Regions from separate parts of the Homo sapiens genome. Here region 1 is linked to region 2. Evidence: read pairs that join two places in POLR2A ChIA-PET (ENCODE). Cell type or tissue: IMR-90. All regions are shown on one strand. Each heading gives the region's core, and the rest is flanking DNA. Links, peaks and the distances in the headings are about the cores only.

Evidence for each region. Peaks named below come from ENCODE experiments on the same cell type or tissue, not always from the same donor. Only the 100,000 strongest peaks of a DNase experiment are listed, where the experiment ranks them.
Region 1: POLR2A ChIA-PET joins it to region 2 with 8 read pairs; 1 of 35 experiments calls an interaction of 5 or more read pairs at or near these places.

The regions. Positions count from the first base shown.
Region 1 is chr12:20,479,410-20,487,409 of GRCh38, reverse strand. The region is part of intron 1 of PDE3A (phosphodiesterase 3A); the gene reads right to left. Among named protein-coding and RNA genes, the nearest start is that of PDE3A-AS1, 110 kb to the right of the region's middle. In IMR-90, for the core only: a CTCF peak has its summit at 989; DNase peaks (open chromatin) are centred at 469 and 3,419; H3K27ac peaks cover 584 bases.
Region 2 is chr12:18,693,438-18,710,200 of GRCh38, reverse strand. PLCZ1 (phospholipase C zeta 1) reads left to right here. Exons shown (of 15, transcript NM_033123.4): 7 at 4,886-5,035; 8 at 8,425-8,509; 9 at 8,633-8,700; 10 at 10,251-10,407; 11 at 13,935-14,051; 12 at 15,122-15,291. It also overlaps a transcript of PIK3C2G not described here and the pseudogene PSMC1P9. Among named protein-coding and RNA genes, the nearest start is that of PLCZ1, 36 kb to the left of the region's middle. In IMR-90, for the core only: no CTCF peak of the experiment used is centred there; DNase peaks (open chromatin) are centred at 9,750 and 13,030; H3K27ac peaks cover 154 bases.

The DNA of each region.
Region 1 (8,000 bases), core at 1-8,000, 1.8 Mb before region 2:
TTACAGGCATGAGCCACCGTGTCCAGCCTTATGCACCTTTTTGTAAATTCATTTAGCACTTCTTTTCTGACTTTAAATGTATGTGATACTTTAACTTCTCATTTGAATCAGTTGTAACATCTTACTGGTTCCCTCATTAATCAATCAGTTAAATGGAATTTTGGGCATACATTCATTCATATTTGTATAAGTCATAATTTATTTAAATTATTCTTTAGTTCTACACATAGGCATGTGAACACACACTCACAGACACTACGCCAGTCAAATTTAATATTATATTATGCTTGGATTTTAAGTACTTCTCTTCACATACTTCTCTTTATTTTTTAAAATTTGTTCAGTAAGCATTGATTATTTCAATAATTAGAAACAAAGTTTTAAAAAACTATGAAAAAAATTCAAGTAATGCTTTGAAAGTCTCTACACGTATCTCTAACTCTCAAACAAACATGTGATTTTAATATCTGTGATTAAGCCAAGCGTGGTGACTCATGCCTGTAATCCCAACACTTTGGGAGGCCAAGGCAGGCAGGTCACTTGAGGCCAGAAGCTGGAGACCAGCCTGGCCAACAGGGTGAAACCCCATCTCTACTAAAAATACAAAAACTAGCCAGATGTGGTGGCACATGCCTGTAATCCCAGCTACCTGGGAGGCTGACGCATGAGAATTGCTTGAACCTGGAAGGCGGGGGTTGCAGTGGATTGAGATTGCACCACTGCACTCCAGCACAGGTGACAGAGCAAGACTCTGTCTCAAAAAAACAAACAAATAAGCAAAAATCTTGGATTAGGTGAACCACATAGAAGCAGCCAGTTTCTAAATCACCACATCTATCATATTTTCCTTTTTAAAAACATGAGGAACATATACACTGGGAAGTAAGAATTGTTAATCTTAATGAATGTATCCCTCTGATATGGTTTGGCTGTGTCCCCACTCAAAATCTCATCTTGAATTGTAATCCCCATGATTCCGATGTGTCAAGGGAGACACCAAGTGGATGTAATTGAATCATGGGGATGGCTTCCCCATGCTATTCTCATGATAGTGAGTTCTCAAGAGATCTGATGGTTTTAAAGTGTTAGGCAGTTCCTCCTGTGTTCATTCTCCTTCCTGCCACCTTGCGAAGAAGGTGCATTGCTTCCCCTTCACCTTCCACCATGATTGTAAGTTTCCCGAGGCCTCCCCAGCCATGTAGAACTGTGAGCCAATTACAGCTCTTTCCTTTATAAATTACCCAGTCTCAGGCAGTTCTTTATAGCAGTGTGAAAACAGACTAATATATGCTCTATCAATATAAATGTCAAGGCAATATATTTTTAAAGGTCTATCAGCGATAGGCTAAAATAAGAATTTATAAATGTGCTCTAAAAGAACAACTATCCCTTGGATTTTATTAGGAGAAACACTAAAATATTAACAAAACCTCAAGCCGTGGCATCCAAATAGTAGTGAAGTAAGGTCCTTAGTCTTGTTGGTCAGGCCACAGACTCCTCAGTTGTTCCAAAGAACTCATCTGAATGATTGGATTTACAGTTTTGTTTTATTTTTTGCTAATCCAGAAAAACACAAATCTTTGTACTCCATAGCCTGCCATATTAAAAAAGAGCACAAATGCATTAAAGATAGTAATAATACTTAAAAGCAAAATTAAGTATATAAGTAAATACAAAAAGGTAAGTAAATGTCAGAAGGTTATAAGAACATTGATTTCATGTAAATGTAGATAGGTGAATCCTTAAAATGTGCTAGTTTTCATGTCAATATCAGCAGAGAGTTCATTATGAAATCTCAGTCCATTTTCTTACTAAATAACCCAGTATACTCGAATGAATAATCTTACTTTGTCTTATTCTAAGCCCTGAGAATATAAAGTACTCTGAAAATGTATTAACACTAATCAAAAAAGGACAAAACAAAGTTTCAGAATTCTTATGGGTTGAATTGTGTCCCCCCTAAAAAAAAACATATTTGCAGTTCTAATCCTCAGTGTGAATAAACATGACCTTATTTGAAAATAGGGTCATTGCTGATGATCAAGTTGGAGTCATTAGGCTAGGTTCCAATCCAATATGTCTGTGTCTTTATAAAAAAGAAATTTGGATTCAGAGACAGACATATAAAAAGAGGCATGGGAAGAATGCCATTACAAGCCAAGGAATGCTTGAGTCCCCAAAAGCTAGGAGAGAGGCACAGAATAGATTTTCCCTCGCAGCCCTCAGAAAGAACCAACTTGCTGACACCTTGATCTTCGACTTGCAGCCTCCAGAACTGTGGGACAATGCATTCCTATTGTTTAAGCAGCACAGTTTTTGGTACTTTGTGACAACAGCCCCAGGAAACTAATACAAAAATTGACATTTCATTGTCTAATTTCACATGCTACTTTTGATCTCAATAAAATATGCTGAAAGTTTGCTATTCTCTAAACATATTAAGAATGAATGACCAAGGTATTTTCTCAAGACTCATTTCTTTCCTCCAAATTCACCACCCATCAACACACAAACCACACCAAGAAAAGGAACAAAAATAAATAAATAAATCTTTGAAGATGATATAGTAATTTTTTAAACACGAATTACAACTGGCCTTTCTAGTCATCCGTACGTCAATGACCATTATTAGTTATGTTCCCTTAACATCAGTGATTTCACCCTTTACAGCCATACTTTCAAATTCTGAGGCCATTTCAAAGTGTATGTTTTATCCTACGTATAAAAATTAAATGAGCTAACGTAATAAAGAACAAAAGGTAAAAGACAAAGCAGAAAGTTTAAACAAAATTCAAGTCAAAAATTGCTGAAATGTTGATTAAACCTAATGGAGCTCATTAGCCATTAATAGATACCAGTGTTAAAGTGAAAAAGAATAAGCACATTGTGTTCTACAGAGAAACCCCTTTCCTTCAGAAATCACAGATACGCCAAAAATCACATTTTCCCTTACCCAATATGATGAGAAATTGTACAAGAGAGATACGTTGATTTGGGGGAACACTGATTATACTTAACTCTGTTTTTATTACAAATGGGTTTTATTTAATAAGCAACAGTTAAAATATTAAAGAAAAACCTTATATAAAAATTAAAACAGACTATTACTGAATTATATACATACCACTAAGCATAGCATACTTTTAAGAGATAAAAATCCCAAGGAAATTATAGTAACTACTTTGTTTAACTCAGAGGGACTAGTTTGAGGAGGGGAGATACAAATTTGTATGTATTGCAGAATTCTGTCTGCATGACCTACTATATAAAGAAATTAAGTACTTAGGTAACAGCTAAAAATATTCCAATATATACACAAGGAGATTTTTGAAAATACTCCAGAAAGAAGGCAAAATTTAAAGAAAAAACAAAAACAAAAAACTGTTCACTAAGCTATGAGTCAGTTGGATATGGGAGGAGTAAAGGAACCAGCAGGCTAGGAGGTTCCAGGCAGCCTGCTCACACATCCAGAGCCCTATAGACAAGTCTTACATGAGGAAAGTTAAAAGCATTATACATTTTTAAAATCACATTTTAAATGTCTATACATCTGCGCTCATAATTTTATCTGGAAGATAAAAGGCTATGAGAAGTAAAACATGTTGAGATTGGAACAAATATTAGATAATCCATCATTAATATTTATCTTTCCCTCCAAATTTTTCTTTGAGTTCAAAAAAGATTGAATTTTAATCTATACAGGAAGATGATTTCTCCATAACAATTAAACTAGAAAGTAGATTTCTAAACATTACAGTAAAAACAGAGTAATATAAGGAAATAGGAAAGGAACATCATGTGCTTTACATTTTAATAAAATACGTCAAAGATAAAAGTATCTCTCTATATTAAAAAGTCAAAGTTCTAATTCAAGTAACACATACTTGATACTGGGTTATTCTCAAAGCAGATACCATTTTACATGAATGAGCGTGATTTTTTTCTTCTCATTTGCAAGTCATTTGCCAGAATTTGTTACAGCTTACAATCTTTTAGAAGTTTGTTTGTTTTTTGTTTTTGTTGAGATGGAGTGTCGCTATGTCAACAGGCTGGAGTGCAGTGGTGCGATCTCGGCTCACTGCAACCTCCGCCTCCGGGGTTCAAACAATTCTCCTGGCTCAGCCTCCCCGGTAGCTGGAACTACAGGCGCCCACCACCACGCCCAGCTAATTTTTGTATTTTTAGTAGAGACGGGGCTTCAACATTTTGGCCAGGATGGTCCCGATATCCTGACCTCGCGATCCGCCCACCTCGGCCTCCCAAAGTGCTGGGATTACAGGAGTGAGCTACCGCGTAAGGCCTCTTTTAGAAGTTTTGAGATGAAGACTGATATGTAGGCATCAAATCTCCTTAGTAATGTTGTCTGAAAAAAGGATGTCTAGGAAAAGCAGTGCTATAAAGAGAGGAAATACAACTTTTATGTTTTAAAAAAATCAAGCAGAAACTTTTATTTGCCTAATTCCTACGTCATATCGTACTTTGCACTTTCTAGGAAAAAAATCTTTCCACAGAAACATGAAACATTGCTTTTGAAAGACTAGAAGCAACCAACTAAAAATTAAGCAATTGTTGCAAATTAAATCTGTAGTACAGCTGCATCCATTTAAAAAGAGCAGCTGCTGAAGAAATAAAAGTACATTCTCTGCATCAAACTACAAAACATTCAAAAACATAGTGACATTTGATTAAATGGATATTTATTAGAGACAGTTCCATATGGCTTTTACATAGATTCTTTCACATAAACACCAGCTTCTCTTTTTATGTTAGAAGTTGAGAAGTGCTTATCTCTAAAACAGTCAGACATACTTAGTTCCAATTTTGTCCATTGAGAAAAAAACTTTTATTTTAATGTGTATTATAGCTCAGCCAGCTTGATTATGTATAGCTGGGCTTCAATGTTTTGCACTGTTCAACTTTGTGTGCCAGAATCTGCTTCTCTTCATCTGAAACTCTTCTTATTCCTCAACTTGAACATGATTTTTTTCTTTCCCTACATGTGCCCAAGTAAAACACTGAAGTAAAGCTCATTCAAGAGAAAAGCACACTTATAGAAATGAGGGAATTTCTCTATGCCATGGCCTTCTGGTAAGTTATTCTGGAACAAAAATATTTGTGTTCCTATATGGCTTAGAAACATTCTTCTACATCAGGTTTTTTTTTTTTACAGAAAAAAAAATACATGTGTGCAATGAATACTTTTAGTCACTAAAATACTTTTCATTTCTTAGTTAAATGATCAATTATGTAATCACACGAGTCAAAACAACAGGGAGAAATAATCTTGTGCTTTCTGTACTTGTTAGAGAAAATTACTTGGGGACCTTGTTAAAAATATCTATTTCTCGCTGAGCGTGGTGGCTCACGCCTGTAATCCTAGCACTTTGGGAGGCCGAGGCAGGTGGATCACGAGGTCAGGAGATCGAGACCATCCTGGCTAACACGGTGAAATCCCGTCTCTACAAAAAATACAAAAAATTAGCTGGGCGTGGTGGCGGGCGCCTGTAGTCCCAGCTACTCGGGAGGCTGAGGCAGGAAAGCGGCGTGAACACGGGAGGCGGAGCTTGCAGTGAGCCGAGATCGCACCCCTGCATTCCAGCCTGGGTGACAAGAGACTCTGCTCAAAAAAAAAAAAAAAAAAAAAATCTATTTCCCAAGTCACTTACATGGAGAATCTGAATAAATTGTTGAAGCCGAAAATCTGTAGAGTTTGGGGGATTTGTGAAGAGATGCTCTAAGCAATAAATGGGATTCATGTCAATGTTCTTAAAAATACATAAATATTAAAATGCTTCCTTTACTTATTTTTGCTGGCTGTTTCATTGTGTTACTCTATATGTAGCTAACAAAGAGTAGGTCCTATAGTACCCCAGTTATGATTAGGGATTGATCTAATAGGGCAAGAGTCTTCTTATCCAAATGACTAGGACTAGTTAATAACAACAACAACAACAACGTCAGTAAATACAGTTGAAAGAGCCACATAAAGCAAATAATCATGTTTAATAATTAAATGAGCATATAATAAATATTCAGTTTCAACTTGAAACATTCATTATTCAGACATTCATTCACCAATCTTTCTATGAAGGGCTAAAATCCTGCAAGGTTTAGGTCTCCTACTCTCTATTTCATGTCACCTTTAGAAGAAAGGTAATTTAAACATCTGTAATGCTGCACAGTTATTTGATTACAGTTTTACCCACAGTCCCTAATTATTTCATCTACACCTCAGTTAACATATATGCTGTATCTACTTTGCCTTCATCAAGTCTTTCAAAGAAAGCATTCAATCAAGTTTTCATAGAAACAACAACATTATTTTTGGCTTATATTTCAGTGGTTTATATAATTTTTAATTAAATTCTGCAATTACAACACTAAGGAAAAGTGGCATAAACTGGCCAGGTAACCACCACAATTGATGAACATCAGTTGGTATTTTTAACAGAAAGACTCCAGAGCACTGGTTAACGCTAGCAAGTTGGTTAAGGTCAAGTCAATGAAGACAATTTCTCCTATGGTTTCATTTCAGAACCTGAATGGCGTTCTGCCTTCACTGTCAATGCTAGTTTTGTTTGGTTACTTTGAGAGCTTCTCCCACTAGAACTTATCTTTGTGAAAAGATAGTGGAAAAAGTTATTCATAAATTTTCCTTTCACACTGCCCTACTATGGTTTTTAAGCTGAATGAATTCACTTCTAGGCAAATCATTACTTTAAGAAAAATCAAAGTTACATAATCCAAAGCAAAGACAGGAGGGAAACTTCTTTCCATGAGATGAAAACAGTCAATAAGTTAAGGAAAATTATTCCTAATAGACTTGCAAATAACCTAGGCATTTCTTCAATAATAAGATCCTCTGTGTGTGTGTTTTGCAAATGCTATATTTTATTTCTTTGAGAAATAACATTTTTAGAAAAAGTAGTTGATCATGTTAAATTATACAATGCTTTGGACACACAGTAGCTTGTCCATAATCAGAAGAATTTTTATATTCTGAAAGCTTTACTATGTAAATGATAAAGATGTTAATGGAAATAAGTTTAAAAGCCCTGAATGCAGAGGGCCCCTGCTACATAGCTAAAAAATATATAACCTGGATGATGTTCTATTGTTTTGACTTGGAGTTTTATCCTGTGGTTTTCGTACAATTAACTGTCTTTTGTAGCATTGACACTAACTGCCAAATCCCTCTCATTGGTTGGCCACTGACACATCTCAAAGATACATCAAATACTCAAACTTTGCATGTTCTGACTTCAAAGACAGTAAGGATTTGGCCTCACAGCTATTAAATGAGGCCAGGTAGCAGCAGCAAGAGCTTGATGGACAGATGAGCTCATCTTCACTGCTGGCCCCATAGGCAAAAGAAAAATTTTTCTCCAGTGCTTGCTTTTGTCAACAGTGATGAAAAGAACTCAGAAAAAGATGGTTAAATCTTGACAAACTAAGTCTTTTAAATATTTGAGGACTTCAGGCTTAGATCACCCAGCTTCTCAATTTTGCTCTTTTGTATACCTTCCAATTGCTTTGCTATACCAGTCCATTTAAAATCAATTTAAGACTTTGTTGAACAATGTTCAGCTATTAACATCTGAACTTACAGGAGTTCATAGAAGATTTCGAGCAATGAGTGATGATCTTCAAAGCAATGGCGACTGAAGCTGCAGAAGCCTCTTGCCCAAGTGTCCTCAGTGTAATATCACTTTCCAAACACAGTTTCTTCCACGCTGCCCCAGGAAAGCATTTTATAAATGTGCTCATGTTTGACCATAAACTCAAAGGAGCAAGATTAAATATAGGATGAACAACCAAAACATTCTTCTGCAGTGAGATTCCTTTTCCTTAATTCCCTTTTAACTCACAAGAAGGGATAGGGACAGTTCTTCAGTTCTGGCCCTCAACAACCAAGACACATGATAAGCTCAAGAGATATACTCAAGGGATAGCAGAGAAGAAAACACTGAAAGAAATTTAGGTAAAAAGGTAATACATGA
Region 2 (16,763 bases), core at 5,184-13,183:
CCAAAAAGCAAGAAATGGGCAACTAGATAAGAAAAAGAGACAAAATGCAATGCTTTCTATTATTTCCAATAGGAAGAAAAGAAGCAACATTATGTTTATTTGCAGATGACATAATCCTGTATGTAAAAAAGCCCAACGATTCCACACAAAAAACCCTGTTAGAACTCATAAATGAATTCAGTAAAGTTGCAGAACACAAAATCGACATATTTAAATCAGTAGTATTTTTATACGCAAATAGTGACCTAATTGAAAGAAATTAAGAAAAAATCTCATTTACAATAGTATAAAAATGACATATCTAGGAATAAATTTAACCAAGGAAGTGAAAGATCTGTATACTGAAAACTATAAAACATGGATGAAAGAAATTGGAGACACAAATACGTGAAAAGATATCCTATACTCCTGAATCAGAAGATATAAAATAATATTGTTAAAATGTTCATGCTGTCTAAAGCAATACACAGGGTTTTTTTTCCCTTGGGGTGTGGTATTGTTATGTTGTCGAGGCTGGTGTCAAAGTCCCAGCCTCAGAAGATCCTCTCATCTTGGCCTTCCAAAGTGCTGGGATTACAGGTGTGAACAACTATACTAGGCTACAGTGTACAGATTTAATGCAATTCTTATCAAAATTCCAATGGCATTATTCATAGAAATAAAAAAAAAGTCCTAAAATTTGTAAAGAAGGATAAAAGACTTCAAATAGCCAAAATAATTCTGAGAAATGAAAACAAAGTTGGAGGCATCACACTTTCTGATTTAAAATTATGTTACAAAGCTATAGTAATCAATACAGCATGGTCCTGTGCAGAAAAACAGACATATAGACCAGTGGAACAGAATAGAGAGCCTAGAGATCAACCTAAGCATATATGGTCAACCTAATTTTTGTCAAGGAGACCAAGAAGACAAAATGGTAAAGGATAATGTCTTCAATAAATGGTACTGAAAAAACTGAATTTCGACATGCTAAAGAACGAAATTAGACCCTTATCTTATACCATACACAACAAATCATGTTAAAATGGATAAAAAACTTACATATAATATTAGAAACTATGAAAACCCTAAAAGGGAACATAGGAGAAAAGCTCCTAGACACTGACTTTGGCAATTATTATTTTGATATTACATCAAAAGCTCAGATCACAAAAGCAAAAATAAATAACTGGGACTACATCAAACTAATAAGCTTTTGCACAGCAAAGGAAACAATCAACCAACAAAATCAAAGGGCAGCCTATGAATTGGGGAAAAAATATTTGCAAACCATGTATCTGATAAGGGAGTAATATCCAAAATTTATGAAGAATTCATACAACTCATTAGTGGAAAAAAAACTTGATTAAAAAATGAACAAAAAACCTGAATAGGCATTTCTCCAAAGAAGACATAAAAATGGCCAACAAGTATATGAAAAGGTACTCAACATTATTAGTCACCAGGGAAATGCAAATCAAAACCACTATGAGATACCACCTCACAGTCTTACCATGTTAGAAGGTCTCATCAAAAAGTCAAATGATAACAAATGTTGGCGAGGGCGTGGCAAAAAGGGAACCCTGTACACTGATGATGGAAATGTAGATTGGTACCACCAATGGGAATACAGCATGGAGGTTTCTAAAGAAATAAAAAATAGAGCCACCATATGACCCAGTAATCCCTCTTCTGGGTACATACCCAAAGGGAATTAAATAACCATCTCATAAAGTTTTTGTGCTGCAGTGTTCACTGTAGAATTGTTCACAATAGACATGATATGGAAACAACCTAGTGTTCATTGACAGACAAATGAATAAAGAAAATGGATATATGCAATGGAATATGATTCAGTCTTTACAAAGAATGAGATCTTTCCATTTACCACAGCATGAGTGAGGACATTATGTTAAGTGAAATAAGCCAGACACAGAAAGAAATAATGCCTGATCTCACTTTTATGTGGAATTTAGAAAAAAAACTCTCAAATGTACAGAGATAGATAACCAAACAGTGGTTGACAGGAACGAGGTGTGGGGAGGGAGAAGAAAATGGAGAAAGGTAGGTCAGAGGCTACAAAGTAGCACATATGTAGGATGAAAAAGTCTAGACATCTAATGTATCATATGAGGATTATAGGTAATAAAGTTATACTGTATATGGTATTCATGCTGAATGAATAGATTTTAGCTGCTCTTGCTACAAAAATTTTAAAAAGGGTAACTGTGAAATGATGGATAGATGGATATGTTAATTTGATTCACTGTAATAACCTTCTTACTATCTACGTGTGTTCCATAACATCATGTTGTATACCTTAAGTATACACAATAAAATGCATTTAAAAACACCCAAAAGAGCAAGAAGTGAGATTTTAAACAAGGCTTTGAGCAGTGGAGACTCAATGAGACTTCCCAGCTGAACAAGGTGACTCAGTTTTGCAGCATAGATAAGATTAAAGTTTAGACTTCCTACTCAAGGTAGTCACTATTTGGAAAAAGAGGACATGAAATTACATAGACAATAATTATGACTAGGGAAGTCATAACTTGGTCTAGTTGCATGAGTTTACTAGAATAAATACATAAGAAATCTAAGTTTTAAGGGACTTATACTGCCAAAAACCCTCATAAGTATGACTCTTAGGTGAGCCTTAAAACAGCCTTTGGTAAGGAAATGGGGGGCAAACATTGCTTGGCTTTCAAGAGAGCAAACTCCTCAACATCCACTTTCAATGTGGCCAGGGAAGATAAAAGAAAGAGGATCTTCCCACAAGATGGAGCCAAGAAGAAAGAGAAATGATGTCAGTGACATCAGGGCCTCATGGAAGAATCCACCTTTTAGGCCATCACTTTGCCCAGTCTCAGAATTACTTATTATATTTGGAAAAAACTTTACCTATTCTTTTGGGATCAGAGTGAGTCAGTGGACTCACTCTAATTCAGAAGATCATTGTGTAGGTCAAATAAGGGCTTCCAAAAATATTAAGTTTTAATTCCTGGAACTTGTAAATGTTGTTTTATTTGGAAAAAGTGTCTTTGTAGATGTAATTAAGTTAAAGACCTCTAGATGGGGAGATTATTCTGGATTATCTGAGTAGGCGCTGAACACCATCATAAGGACTTTTATAAGAAGGAAGTAGAGAGAGATTTGATACACCAGAGGAGGAGGCAGTGGGAAGACAGGGACAGAGATTAGAGAGATGTGGCCACAAGCCAAGGAATGTGGGCAGCCACCCAAACCTGGAAGAGGCAAGGAGGATTCTTCTTCAGTGCCTTCCAAGGGAGTGCAGCCTTACCAACACCTTGATTTGAGACCAGTGAAACTGATTTCAAACTTCTGGTGACTAGACAGTGAGAGAATAAATGTTGTTGTTGTAAGCCACCAAGGTTTGTAGTAATTTTTGTCACAGCAGCCACAGAGCAATACACTCATACATTAAAAAGACATAGTAATAATCGACCCTGTTCTGAGTGCTGTGAAAATGCAGTAAGACTTGTGATTCCCTGGCTTGTTTACAAATTGGTAAATTTGTGCCCTGATAAGTATATATGAAATCAAAACAAAGAAAAAAATTGTAAATAAGATCCAGTGATGTTTTGTTCCCTATTTAATGGCAAGTTTTGAAGTTACAGCAATGAGAAAGGGCAGAAAATACCTTTGTAGAGCCACCTTCACTTAATAAAACTCCTTTGCTATTAGAAACTGGAAATATCTTTATCTTTGTTTCTAATTCTAAAACAATGAGTTTTGATTTCAGAACTTAAAACTGAAAAAGCAGAATATTGACATTTCCCCCAACTCATCAGTGTTAATAATGTTTTTGTTTCACTTTTTAAAATCTCTAAATATTTGTATATTAACAATAAAAATATAGCATGCTACTTTTTGGTAACTTGCTTTTCTTCATAAACCCGTAGATAACTTTCTATAGCAGTATAGATAGCTCTGTCTTCTTCTTTTTTTTTTTTTATTTTTATTTTTGAGACAGAGTCTCATTCCGTCACCCAGGCTGGAGTGCAATGGTGCAATCTCGGCTCACTGCAACCTCCACCTCCCGGTTCAAGCAATTCTCCTGCCTCAGCCTCCCAGGTAACTGGGATTACAGGCACCTGCCACCACGCCTAGCTAATTTTCTTTTTTGCATTTTTAGTAGAGATGGGGTTTCGCCATGTTGGCCAGCCTGGTCTCGAACTCCTGACCCCAGGTGATCCACCCGCCTCGGCCTCCCAAAGTGCTGGGATTACAGGTGTGAGCCACCATGCTCGTCCTGCCTTCTTCTTAATTGGTCTATATCATTCCTTTATATGGATATGGTATAATTTATTTATTATTATTATTGTTATTTTTGAGATGGAGTCTTGCTCTGTCACCCAGGCTGGAATGCAATGGCGCAACCTCGGCTCGTTGTAATCTCTGCCTCCCGGGTTCAAGTGATTCTCCTGCCTTAGTGTCCTGAGTAGCTGGGATTACAGGCACACACTACCACACCTGGCTAATTTTTGTGATTTTAGTAGAGATGGGGTTTCACTATGCTGGACAAGCTGGCCTCGAACTCCTGACCTCAGGTGATCCGCCCGCCTCAGCCTCCCAAAGTGCTGGGATTACAGTTGTGAGCCACTGAGCCTGGCCAGTATAATTTATTTAAATAAGTACTCACTGATGGATGCTTCAGTTGTTCCTATTCTTTTGGTGCAAATAGTAATACATTTCTTTTTATGCAGATTTAATGGTCTCTGTTTTGCCAAACTCAAAAGTACTTTCAGTTTAAAGAATAGTTATTTTGCAAAGGTACTAAACGTTAGAAGTAAGTTTTAAAATACATTAAGCACTTATATTAATTGCCTTACAATTATTTAGAAGTTTTGATGAATAACCATAGTAATGGTTACTTTTTTAGACATCTGACTACCCAGTGGTGCTCTCTTTAGAAAATCACTGCTCCACTGCCCAACAAGAAGTAATGGCAGACAATTTGCAGGCTACTTTTGGAGAGTCCTTGCTTTCTGATATGCTTGATGATTTTCCTGATACTCTACCATCACCAGAGGTAACATTTTTTTCTGAGAAACTCAGGTTAAGAAAAAAGTCCATGAAAACATGTCACTGTTATATTGGCCTGTGAAACTGGGCTAGAGACCAATGAAAATGCTTAGTTTTGATCACGTATAGAGGTTTATTTTTGCAATGTTGCCTAGGGAATGTTCTCATGAATGCTTAGGTGAATATATTTCGATTAAAATTTATATATATATACATACAACCCACATTTTGATTGTGTCTCCTACCCCATGGGTCCACAATATCAAAGCAATTAGTATTAAGGACCAGAAATTTAGTATGTTTTACAGGCAAAAGTCCTAGAAAGTGGCAAAAGTTCTAGACTATAAATAGTCAGTACCCAATATCTCAACAGCTGGGTAGCAAGTTCCCCTTTAAAAAATCTACTCTTTTCAATTTCCCTGTCTCTATGACCCTTTCCGTCTTAATTTGAGCATACTGAAGTATTTGCTTTGAAAAATCACGTCCACATCTACCATCAGGACTTCACTTCTCTCTCTGGCTGTCTCTTTATTACTCCCTCTCTATGGCCCGGTGCAGTGACTCATGCCTGTAATCCCAGCACCTTGGGAGGCTGAGGAGGGCGGATCCCCTGAGGTTAGGAGTTCACAACCAGCCTTGAGCAACATGGTGAAACCCCGTCTCTACTAAAAATACAAAAATTAGCTGGGTGTCGTGGCATCCACCTGTAATCCCAGCTACTAGGGAGACTGAGGCAGGAGAATCGCTTGAACCCGGGAGGCGGGGGTTACAGTGAGCCAAGATTGAGCTACTGCACTCCAGCCTGGGCAAAAAGAACAAAACTCCTTCATATTGAAAAAAAGAAAGGAATTACTCCCTCTCACGGCCCAAATTTTCATTTTCTTGTCTCCTTGCAACCTGTTCAGTCCCTCTTTCTCTTCTAATTGCTTCACAGGAAAGTTCCCATCACATTCATCAAAGATTTTCTTACTGATAAATTCTAATGAACCTCTTTTAGTCTTCATCTGGTTGTCCTCTCATTAACATTCAATACTGTCGACCTCCACTTCCTTTCCCTGAATTACTTTCTGTTGTAACACCACATTCTTTAGCCTTCCCTCACTCCTCTTTGACCACTCCTGCTTAGTTTCCTTTGCTGGGCCTTTCTCCCTATCCCAAATTTTATCAGATTACAAATAAACTTTCTTTTTGATGAATAGTATTGTCTAACAACAAATAGTTTGGTTTTGACATGTCTTCATTTTTGCTAGACATAACAATATTTTTGTAATATTTGGGTATTGCCCTCTGTATTTTCCTTATTTTTTTTGCCAACTTAAAATAATCAAAAGGCTTGGGATTCAGTTAGAAGAATTTATTCAAGTGCATAGTGTAAGGGTAGCTTTCTGGGACACACAAGACAGCAAAGAATAGTAGTCATTGCTCCTGGTGTGGGAAAAAGTGAAAATTGTTTTATACAGGCAAAAACAGAGGTACAGAACAGAATTACAGTATTTTCCACACAAGGGTTAACATACAGATTTAAGATTTGATTGGCTACGGTTGATTACACTCTAAGGGGTTTGCTTAACATTCTATTGTAAAGAGGTAATCACAAGGTTCTCTATCTCTAAGGTCATTTAGTCAGGGTTTGAATAAAGAATAAGGAGTCTGGTCAATGTATAACATCTCAACACAAAGGTCAGAAAGCAATGGTCATGCACCATCGAAGAAAAACAGCTGTATTACATGACTAAGTTTCCAGGGCTGAACTTTTCTCCCTGACATAATAAATTTGGAAGATCTTCAAATTTTACTTCTTTTAACATTTTATTTAAATCAGTGAAAAATTTTCAAGTGAAAGTGTTGTGACACTAGTGACAAGACATATAGGGCTGATGATAGAACTGAGACAGAAAAAAATGAACTGTGTGATAAATGGAAAGACCACGGTTCTTTTGTGGCATAAGAATGCCCACAGACTCAATGTGTTCAATTGTGGTGGAAAGAAATAGTAAAGAATTTCGAAACATATCATCAAAGATTAAACCCAAATCATAGTCCAATTCTGGAACTTATAATTTTCAGCTTTCTTGGAAGAGAATCCCGCTTCCTATTATATATGAATCTATTTTTCTAGCATTCCCGTACATAGCTTTCATTCAAATTTTAGCTCCATATTAAAGCAGGGAGGTGCTTTTCAATGAGTAAATAAAGAATTAAAGTTACCCTGTAATCCCAGCTACTTGGGAGGCTGAGGCAGGAGAATCTCTTGAACCCAGGAGGCGGAGGTTGCAGTGAGCTGAGATCATGTCACTGCACTCCATCCTGGGTGACAGAGTGAGACTCCGTCTCAAAAAAAAAAAAAAAAAAAAGTTACTTTATCCTACAATATTCAGTCCTTGTGTGTAAAAGAATTGCCTAGAGACTTGTTAAAGGAGGCCCAATTCCAGCCCCACAATTCAAGATTCTGATTCCCTTATTTTGAAGTAGATCCTAGGAATTTGTCCCTTTCCCAAGCACTTCTGATAATATTCTTGATACATGGGATTGCAGAGTGCATTTGGTAAACTCTGCAGTGGAGAGTATCATAAGGGTCATTGTGAAAGAGGGAAGACCCAAGATGATGGAATAATTTGAATGGATGCCTGAGGATGACAAAAGAGAAAGGACAATCAAAGCTCCCTGGAGAAAAGAACTTTACTTTATAACCCAGATTTCAGCATTGTATATAACAGAGCCGGTACTTAAATGTACTTGTTAAATTAAAGAAATTATCCTAAGGGCAGGAATAACCAAGTGAAAGAATGGAACCAGAAGCCTTCAAATTTAGAACAAGTGACACTGATGGTAAATTTTGCTATGCTTCTAAGTTTGAAGGACAGAAAATATTAAGTTAATGATGTTTATGTGTAATACAGAAGAAATTTGAAGAGCCTTTATTACGAATCTTTAATTTAGTCTATACTAGATGCCAGACACTTATGATAGACATTTTAATATACCTGATTTCATTTAATACTTTTTAATGTTGGATAAGAAAATGATGAGCTGAAGCGTTTACTACCAGAAGTTGTAACATTTTCATTGCAATATCATGGTAAGTATTTATATATATATACTTTTCACATATTTCAAATTGTTGGAATAGTACCAACTTGGGAAATATAAAAAAAATGGCATATGGTAAGTCTCAATCATAACAGGCTTATTTTTTGGTGAATTACAATCAATAGCATTATATCACTGTATTCATTCCTCTACTGAGATGTGAATAGGGGTATGGGAAAAAATGGAGTTCTTACATATCTTATTACTGTAGGCTAATTGGAAATATAGTGAAACACTTTTCAGTGACTGTTACAATGCAAATTTACTTGTAAATGTGTAATTGTATCTCTCAAATTGTTTCCTTAGGCACTAAAATTCAAAATATTAGTTAAAAATAAGAAAATAGGAACCTTAAAGGAAACCCATGAAAGAAAAGGTTCTGATAAGCGTGGTAAGGTGGAGGAATGGGAAGAAGAAGTGGCAGATGGAGAGGAGGAGGAGGAGGAGGAGGAGGAGGAGGAGGAGGAGGAGGAGGATAAATTCAAAGAATCAGAAGTATTGGAATCTGTTTTAGGAGACAATCAAGACAAGGAAACAGGGGTAAAAAAGTTACCTGGAGTAATGCTTTTCAAGAAAAAGAAGGTGAGGTGGTGTTTTGTGAAAATCTTACAAGTGATTGGAAAGTTTTCTAATTTTATTCTTGGAGATTTTTTTAAAATTCTGGAGAAAAATCATTTTCCTTCTTATAAAAACTCTAGTCTATCATTTACAATTTACTTTGAAAACATCGATGGTGGAAGATGAATTTTTTAAATTGCCTCTTTTCTTATGTTAGCTGCTTAAACATTTTTTTCTCTAGGCTGAGCACGGTGGCTCATGCCTGTAATCCCAGCACTTTGGGAGGCTGAGGTGGGCGGATCACATGAAGTCAGGAGTTTGAGATCAGCCTGGTCAACATGGTGAAACCCCGTCTCTACTAAAAATACAAAAATTAGCCGGGCATGGTGACGCATGCCTGTAGTTCCAACTACTTGTGACGCTGAAGCAGGAGAATTGCTTGAACCTGGGACGCGGATGTTGCAGTGAGCCGAGATCGAGCCATTGCACTCCAACCTGGGCAACAGAATGAGAGATCCTGTTTCAAAAAAAAAAAAAAAATCTCTATAATTGATAAATATTATGCATTCTTATGAAACAGGCTTTGTGCGAAGTGCAAAAGATGCAGAGATACACAACGTAATTTCCCTGGTCCCAAGTAAAGACAAAGACAAGATTCAATATTAATAATACATAATGTTATATGTATATACATTAGCATGATGAAAGAAAGTATATTAGGTTGCATGTGACACAAAACCAATCCAGCTGGTTTAAATAAAATGATAATTAATTAATTGGCCTACATAGATGAAAAGTTCAGTGAAAGGGATTTTAGTTTAAAAAATGACTTGATATAGTGTCTCACATAAAGTCAGCAGAACTTCAATTCTTTCTCCAGCTTTGCTCCCACTTTCTCTGTGTTGGTGCATGGCTATTGCAAGGAGTCAGCTTTATATCATTTCAGCTTCAAATCCAGTGGAATGCCTATCTCTTGGCAGAGCAACTATTTTTTTTTTTTTTTTTTTTTTTTGTACGTTGGCTCTGATCTGGTTATGCGCACATCCCAGAACCAATTACTGTTGCTAGGGGAATGCAAAGCTCTGTTTAGCTGGCCCAATCTGCCTGACTCATACTTGGATTGAGCATGAGCAAGAAATGTTTTCCCAAAACAAAACTTGGGAAATGGCTAAAAAGAAGTGTAAAAGAAATAGATGCCAGGTTGTGAAATGGCAAATGTTCGCTATGTAATAGAAGTCATTTCAATATAAATTTATTAATGACAAAAATTCCTAAAATTATAAAATTCATGGGAATACACTGAGATCTTTAGGAAAAAAATAAATAGTAATAATTGTGGTCCTCAATACTTATTACATTAATCATGATTTTTAAATTTAAGCTAGCTTATCTTAACATTAAATATTTTTTTGTTCCCAAAAATAATCATATTGAGTTAATCAAATGGTGTTTGAGGAGATAATCTTATGAAAAGATGAAAATCATTTGTTTGAAAGTGTATTTTCTTTACTAGAAAAAATTTTTTTTCCCAATGATTAGCATAAAAATGTAAAATTACTGCATTTTATTTTTAGACCAGGAAGCTAAAAATTGCTCTGGCCTTATCTGATCTTGTCATTTATACGAAAGCTGAGAAATTCAAAAGCTTTCAACATTCAAGATTATATCAGCAATTTAATGAAAATAATTCTATTGGGGAGACACAAGCCCGAAAACTTTCAAAATTGCGAGGTAAATTTTTGTGACTCAAATAGATGAAATGTTTAAATGAGTTAGATTCACTGCTAGGGTGTTAAGATTGCTCAATGATATTTATAAAATGTATATTCTCATAAAATTTCAACACATTTAACATAATTTAGAATGGGGTTACATACCTCAGGTCTCATTAAGTTTTATTTCATGGAACTTAGCCATTAATTAACTTTCCTAAGCCATGACATTTTGATTGAGAATGTCCGATGTGGCCACATTTGTTGAGGGCTGGGGGGCTGTGGTGAGCAGCTTGTATAGGAGAGCAGTGACAGGGCTGCAGAGGGAGGCAGAGCCGAATTAGAAGGCTTGAACTTTGTCCTGGAAGCGAAGGTGCGCAGGAGAAGATTGAACTCTCAGGAGTGGCATGATCCACTCTATTTCTAAACGATACCTCTGATAGCAGCCAAAGGGTGAGATTGCAGGCAGGAAGGCGGTAATAAAGATTTCTGGCAGTGAGAGTGGAGACAGGATGAACTTTGTGGATTTAATAGGCATTGAAGAGGGTAGGGTTAATCAGACTTGGAGGCTCTATGCCTATGGTGAAGGAAGGGGAAGAAATGGCGCCCAGGCTGGACTACCAGATGGCTGTGCAGAGTGTGCATGCCCCACTGCACACCTGTAGAGGTGCCATCTGTCTCTGCATCTTCCTTTCACTGCCTCTAATTCTAAAACTGAGGTGGTTATTCTGTTTGGCAGTGCCCAAGGTAAAACGGGGCCTGAGAAAGAGAATAGAAAGAAGACTCATTATGTGGGGAATGTCCCAAACTTAAAAGGGAATGAGCAACTAACTTAAGAGCCAGGTGACTCTGCTAATCCTCAAAAAATGGCAGTTTTTTTTAGTAGCAGGGGTATGGGGGAAGTAAGGACAATAATGGATACAAAACTATAGTTAGAATGAATAAGACATAGTATTTGATAGTGCAACAGGTGACTACAGTCAACAATAGTTTATTGTACATTTAAAAATAACTAAAAGAGTATAATTGGATTGTTTGTTACACAAAGGATAAATGCTTGGGGTGATGGATACACCACTTATCCTGATGTGTTACTAGACATTGTATATCTTTGTCAAAATATCTCGTGTACTCCATAAATATATTTATCTATGTACCCACAAAAATTAAAAGTTAAAAAAATGCAATCTACCATCTTGTGTAGAAATACCACAGAAGGAAAATCAGCACCTGCAATTGACTTGAGAAAAGCTGCTGGCTGTTTGGGAATGCGGATTCTGAAAGCTTTAATGATTAACCTTATTGGGCTGGTCATAGATACCCAAAGATTTTGAAGTATACTTTAGTTCATATTCTCTAACTATCTATTAGAGAGATCCTGGATTTTTTAAAGGCTCTTTTCCTTTTTTAACCTGTGTGTTGTAACCAAAAATCAATTCAGTAGGTCTGGACTACAGTTAAATAATAGAATAGAATAGAGTAGTATAGAGTAGAATGGAATGGGATGGAATGGAATGGAATGGAGTAGAATAGAATAGAATAGAATAGAATAGAATAGAATAGAATAGAAGAAAAGTGTATTGCAAGCAGTAATAATAAATATGGTTTTATGAAGCAATTGTGCATCGTGCATGTGAGTTGGATTGTAAAATGTATTTCTTGCTGTAAGGTGTGGTTAAGAGAGTTTGAATGACATGCTTTACTGGTCTCTGTTCCTTCATGTTGTTCATGAGGACAGGTCCTCATGTTGTTCATGAGGACAGGACCTGTAGGCACAGCATAAATTAATTATAATTGTATTACTCTCATCATATTAAATACTTGCAAAAATTTTGGAAAGGAATTAGATAGTTCTGAGTAGAGTCAAAGTATAACATTACCATTTCTTTGAAGGGGCATAGAGCATTTTTCTTGCACCAAAAGTTATAGTAAATAATCAATGATGTCTGCAAAGGTTTAACTTCAAGGATGCCAATTATTATTATAAACATAATGAAAATCATTAAAAAATAATGTTGTAGATGAATATTATTGAAATGAAATGATGTTCACATTATTATAGTAAATAAAGATAACGGTTTGTGAAAGGGAACAAACATTATCATTCAACTAAAAATTATACACATACAAAAGAATGGGAAGATATATGTGAAGGAGTTATCAGTGGTTATCAGTTGAATGATGACATATGGTTTGATTTGTTCTTTGATGTCCTCCTATTTTACAGTAAACATGAACTGTATTTGTAATAACAAACATGTTTATTTTCTAAAGGTTAATCTCAGAAATAACAAAATCATATTATGTTATGAGACCTTAGTCATCATTCACATTTATTACTTTGTAAATGAGAAACATTAAGACTCAGAAGAGTATGTGTTTTGCCTAAGGACAGACATCTGTTAGGACTAGATAAGGGAGCATGATACTTGGACACCTATGCTGTATTTATACACACATGGTTTCAAAATAAACTTTCTCTCAAGGAATGTGTAACTTTTGAAAATAAATATTGATAAAATTAACTGTAATTTTTAATTTGACAATGCTTCCTAAATAATAGTATTTAGGATGAAGGGAGAGGTGATTCTATTCTAGTTGGTTTAGCAAATGAAGTGAGCCATAAGCAGTAACCATTCTCCCATGATGAGTCACTATATCAGCAGGAATGGTTGCAGAAACAGGATCTGTTTAATGAAAAAAGAAAATCCTTGGAGAAGCATGAAATTTGTGTTCAAAAATTTGAAGAAGGTGCCAAATGGTAAAGGGTTTAAGTTAGTTTGAATCTCAAGTGACTTAAATATTATATAGACAAGAAGAAACACAAAGAATATGTACAGAAACTAAAATAGACTGTGTGTGTATGTTTGTTCCTGTTTGTGTGTATACTACAAATACGTAGAGATTATCCCAGTAAGAACGACATTTGAAATAATTAAAAGCATTGAAAGTTTTTCAATGGAGACATGTAAACACAGATTGAATAAACTTTGGGGGAAGATGCTGGAGTGAAGGGATTGGAAGTCGAACTGGACAACTTTGGGGTGCCTTTCAACCCTGAGAACCTGTGAAATGTTCAGTAGGATTAATTTAGCTGGAATCGTATAGCTTTGTGTGACTTCCATATGATTCTGCCCTACTGTGAAAATCAAAGTGGAAAAATAATAAGGGAAAATGCTGCTTTTGTTTTGAAAAATGAATGGATTATATTTTGGAGTTTTATGTATTCTTACAACAAAGTGAAATAATTTGGGTGTAAAAAATATATAAATTATCTAATCAATTTTTTCCTTGAATGATCAGTGTACATACATTTTATGATAAAATTGTCACTAACATCTAAATAATAGTGAATTATACTATAAACATAAAGGCATGGATTTATTTTGATATTCATGAATTGCAAATTTTTGCCAAGACAATACATATCAAAATTGTTGAAACTATTATAGAATTATATGATATATATATATATATATATATATATATAGTGGCTTTTTAAATTTATTTGAATTCTTTCACAATGTTTTAATTATTCTTTTTCAGTCCATGAGTTTATTTTTCACACCAGGAAGTTCATTACCAGAATATATCCCAAAGCAACAAGAGCAGACTCTTCTAATTTTAATCCCCAAGAATTTTGGAATATAGGTTGTCAAATGGGTATGTTATATACGATATTGAGTTGTTTGCAGAAGTAACATAAAATGAATTCATTTTATGAATGTATGAAAAACTCGTGAAAAGGGCTTTCTGTAAAAGATTTTTTAGCCCGGGGGCTTTGGGGTCAGGCACTAATGGTGGGTCATGTGTTGTAAGAGTTGAAGTCATTCCTATCTGGGTTGAAGCGGGGTAAATCTCAGTGATGGTTTGGGGAATGGTGGTTAAATTCACGAGGAGTTAATATGAGACATGTGTAGTGGAGGAAGGGAACAAGGAAACCCAAATGGACATTGAAGATCAAATTCCTTTGCTTGAGGTATGCTCAAGGCCTCTTCAAATCAAGTGACCTCTATCATTTATACTTTACATGAGCTTCTACATTCATAGTTTTGAAAAGTGAATAAGATTGCCTAACTTGGTTATTTGCCCTCACCAGACTCTTATTCCAAATTGAACAGCTAGTACAGCACTGCACTAACCCATCAGAAAGTACCAGGTGTTACCCTTCTACTGGATTGTGGCAAGGCCTGTAGGTGTGAGGAGGGGGGATATTGGGGCTGGGTGGAGGGTGGAGTGTGGTACTCTCTACAGTGGCTATTTACCAGGCTATACTGAGGTACTTCCATATTGTAACGACAATTATTGCTTTGCCTGTTTCTCACTTTCTCCTCAAGTGACAACAGCATCTCATGGACTTGAAAATTTATGACATAGTTGATGTCTTTACCTCTTGCATTCAATGCACTGATACTCTTTATTCTGACATTTCTTAAGTGTTACCTGACATGAACATTGTTATTCTGTAATCTGTACTGGATACCATTTTGATTTCTTTACTCAAAGCTGTGTAGTAATTTACTTACAGATTAAACTTTGCAACTCATCAATATACATTAATATAGACATGGCAGGAGAAAGAGTTTTAAAAATCATGAATTATTAGGCTAATGATACTTGCTCATAGAACATTTGGGGACATAGAATCCATTATTAGATTTCAGTAAGTGGTTTGTGTTCCTTTATTTGTATTCTCTATTACCTGACAATGTCAAAATACTTCTTTCTTACAGTGGCTTTAAATTTCCAGACCCCTGGTCTGCCCATGGATCTGCAAAATGGGAAATTTTTGGATAATGGTGGTTCTGGATATATTTTGAAACCACATTTCTTAAGAGAGAGTAAATCATACTTTAACCCAAGTAACATAAAAGAGGGTATGCCAATTACACTTACAATAAGGGTAAGATTAATAAATTTTCTTTTACATTTTTTGGTTATTATATAAACTAGATAGTGTACATTAGTATTTTGAATTCCACTGATTTGCTTCAATTTCTTTTAAATTTCTGTTAATCTTTTCAGGTACTATATGTGGGTAGTATTCCAGCATCCTTCTATATCTGAAAAATGTCTTCCTGTTGTAATTTTACATGAATGATTATCTGCCTGTGAATTGACATATTGAGGCTAAAACCTTCTCCTCTCAAAGTTCTACTATATGATTTCATTGTATTTAGGCATTTAATATTGTGAGATACAGGTCTCAGTTCAGCCCACTAATTACTTTGTGGGCATGTTACTTTTTCTCGCCTTTGATGAATTTTACCTGGAAATTTTAGGAGCCCTTTTCTTTTCCTCAGTCTCCACAATTAGGCTTTTGTAGGTCAGGATTCTTCCCCCCATATGTCTGTGAATATCATTTGATTACTTAAAAAGAAAAATTATCCATATGTCTTTCTCCAGTATCTGTCTTCAGTGTCTGTTAATTTGTGTCAACTTTAACATATTCCCTTTTCCTCTGCATGTTGGGAGAGCTTTTTTGTTTGTTTGTTTGTGAAAGAGCGCGCTTTATTGGGAAGCAGACTGCTGCACAGTGACCAACAGACAGGCCACCCAGTGGGCACTTACACATCGTACTCCAAAAGACACAGGATGTTTTGCTAATAAAAATCAATGGGAACAGAGATTCCTCTGGGCAACTCCCCCAGCCTCATCCCTTTCAGGGACTGAGAAATCACCCAACCATTTTCCTGATGGCAGCCGTAGTTCACTAGAGATACAGCCCCTCAGGGGTGTCTTCCTGTTTCTTATAAAGAACATTTTCTTTAGATTTTTTGAAGTCTTCATTTGTTACTTTCATTCTACGTTCTCTTAAGGCCATCAGACCAGCTTCTGTACAGACTGCCTTGATGTCAGCACCAGAGAGGTCATCTTTAGCCATGATCAAGTCGTGCAGGGTTACATCATCAGCCAGCGTCATCCTGCTTGTGTGAATCTGAAAGATGGGCTTCTTCGTCTTTTCATCAGGCAGGGGGAACTCAATCTTCCTGCCAATGCGGCCTGGTCTGATAAGCGCTGGATCCAAAGTTTCTATTTGGTTTGTGGCCATGATAGCTTTCACATCTACCCTAGAATCAAATCCATCCAACTGGTTCAGCAGTTCCAACGTTGTTCGCTGAATTTCTCTCTCACCACCAGAATTGGAGTCATATCTTTTTGTCCCAATGGCGTCAATTTCATCAATAAACACAATGGACGGTGCACGTTCTTCAGCAACTCGAAACAATTCCCGTCCGAGTTTGGGCCCATCACCTAGGTACTTCTGAATAAGTTCAGAGCCAACCACTCTCAAGAAAGTGGCTGAGGTTTGGTTTGCTACTGCTTTGGCTAACAAGGTTTTACCTGTGCCAGGTGGACCACAGAGAATGACCC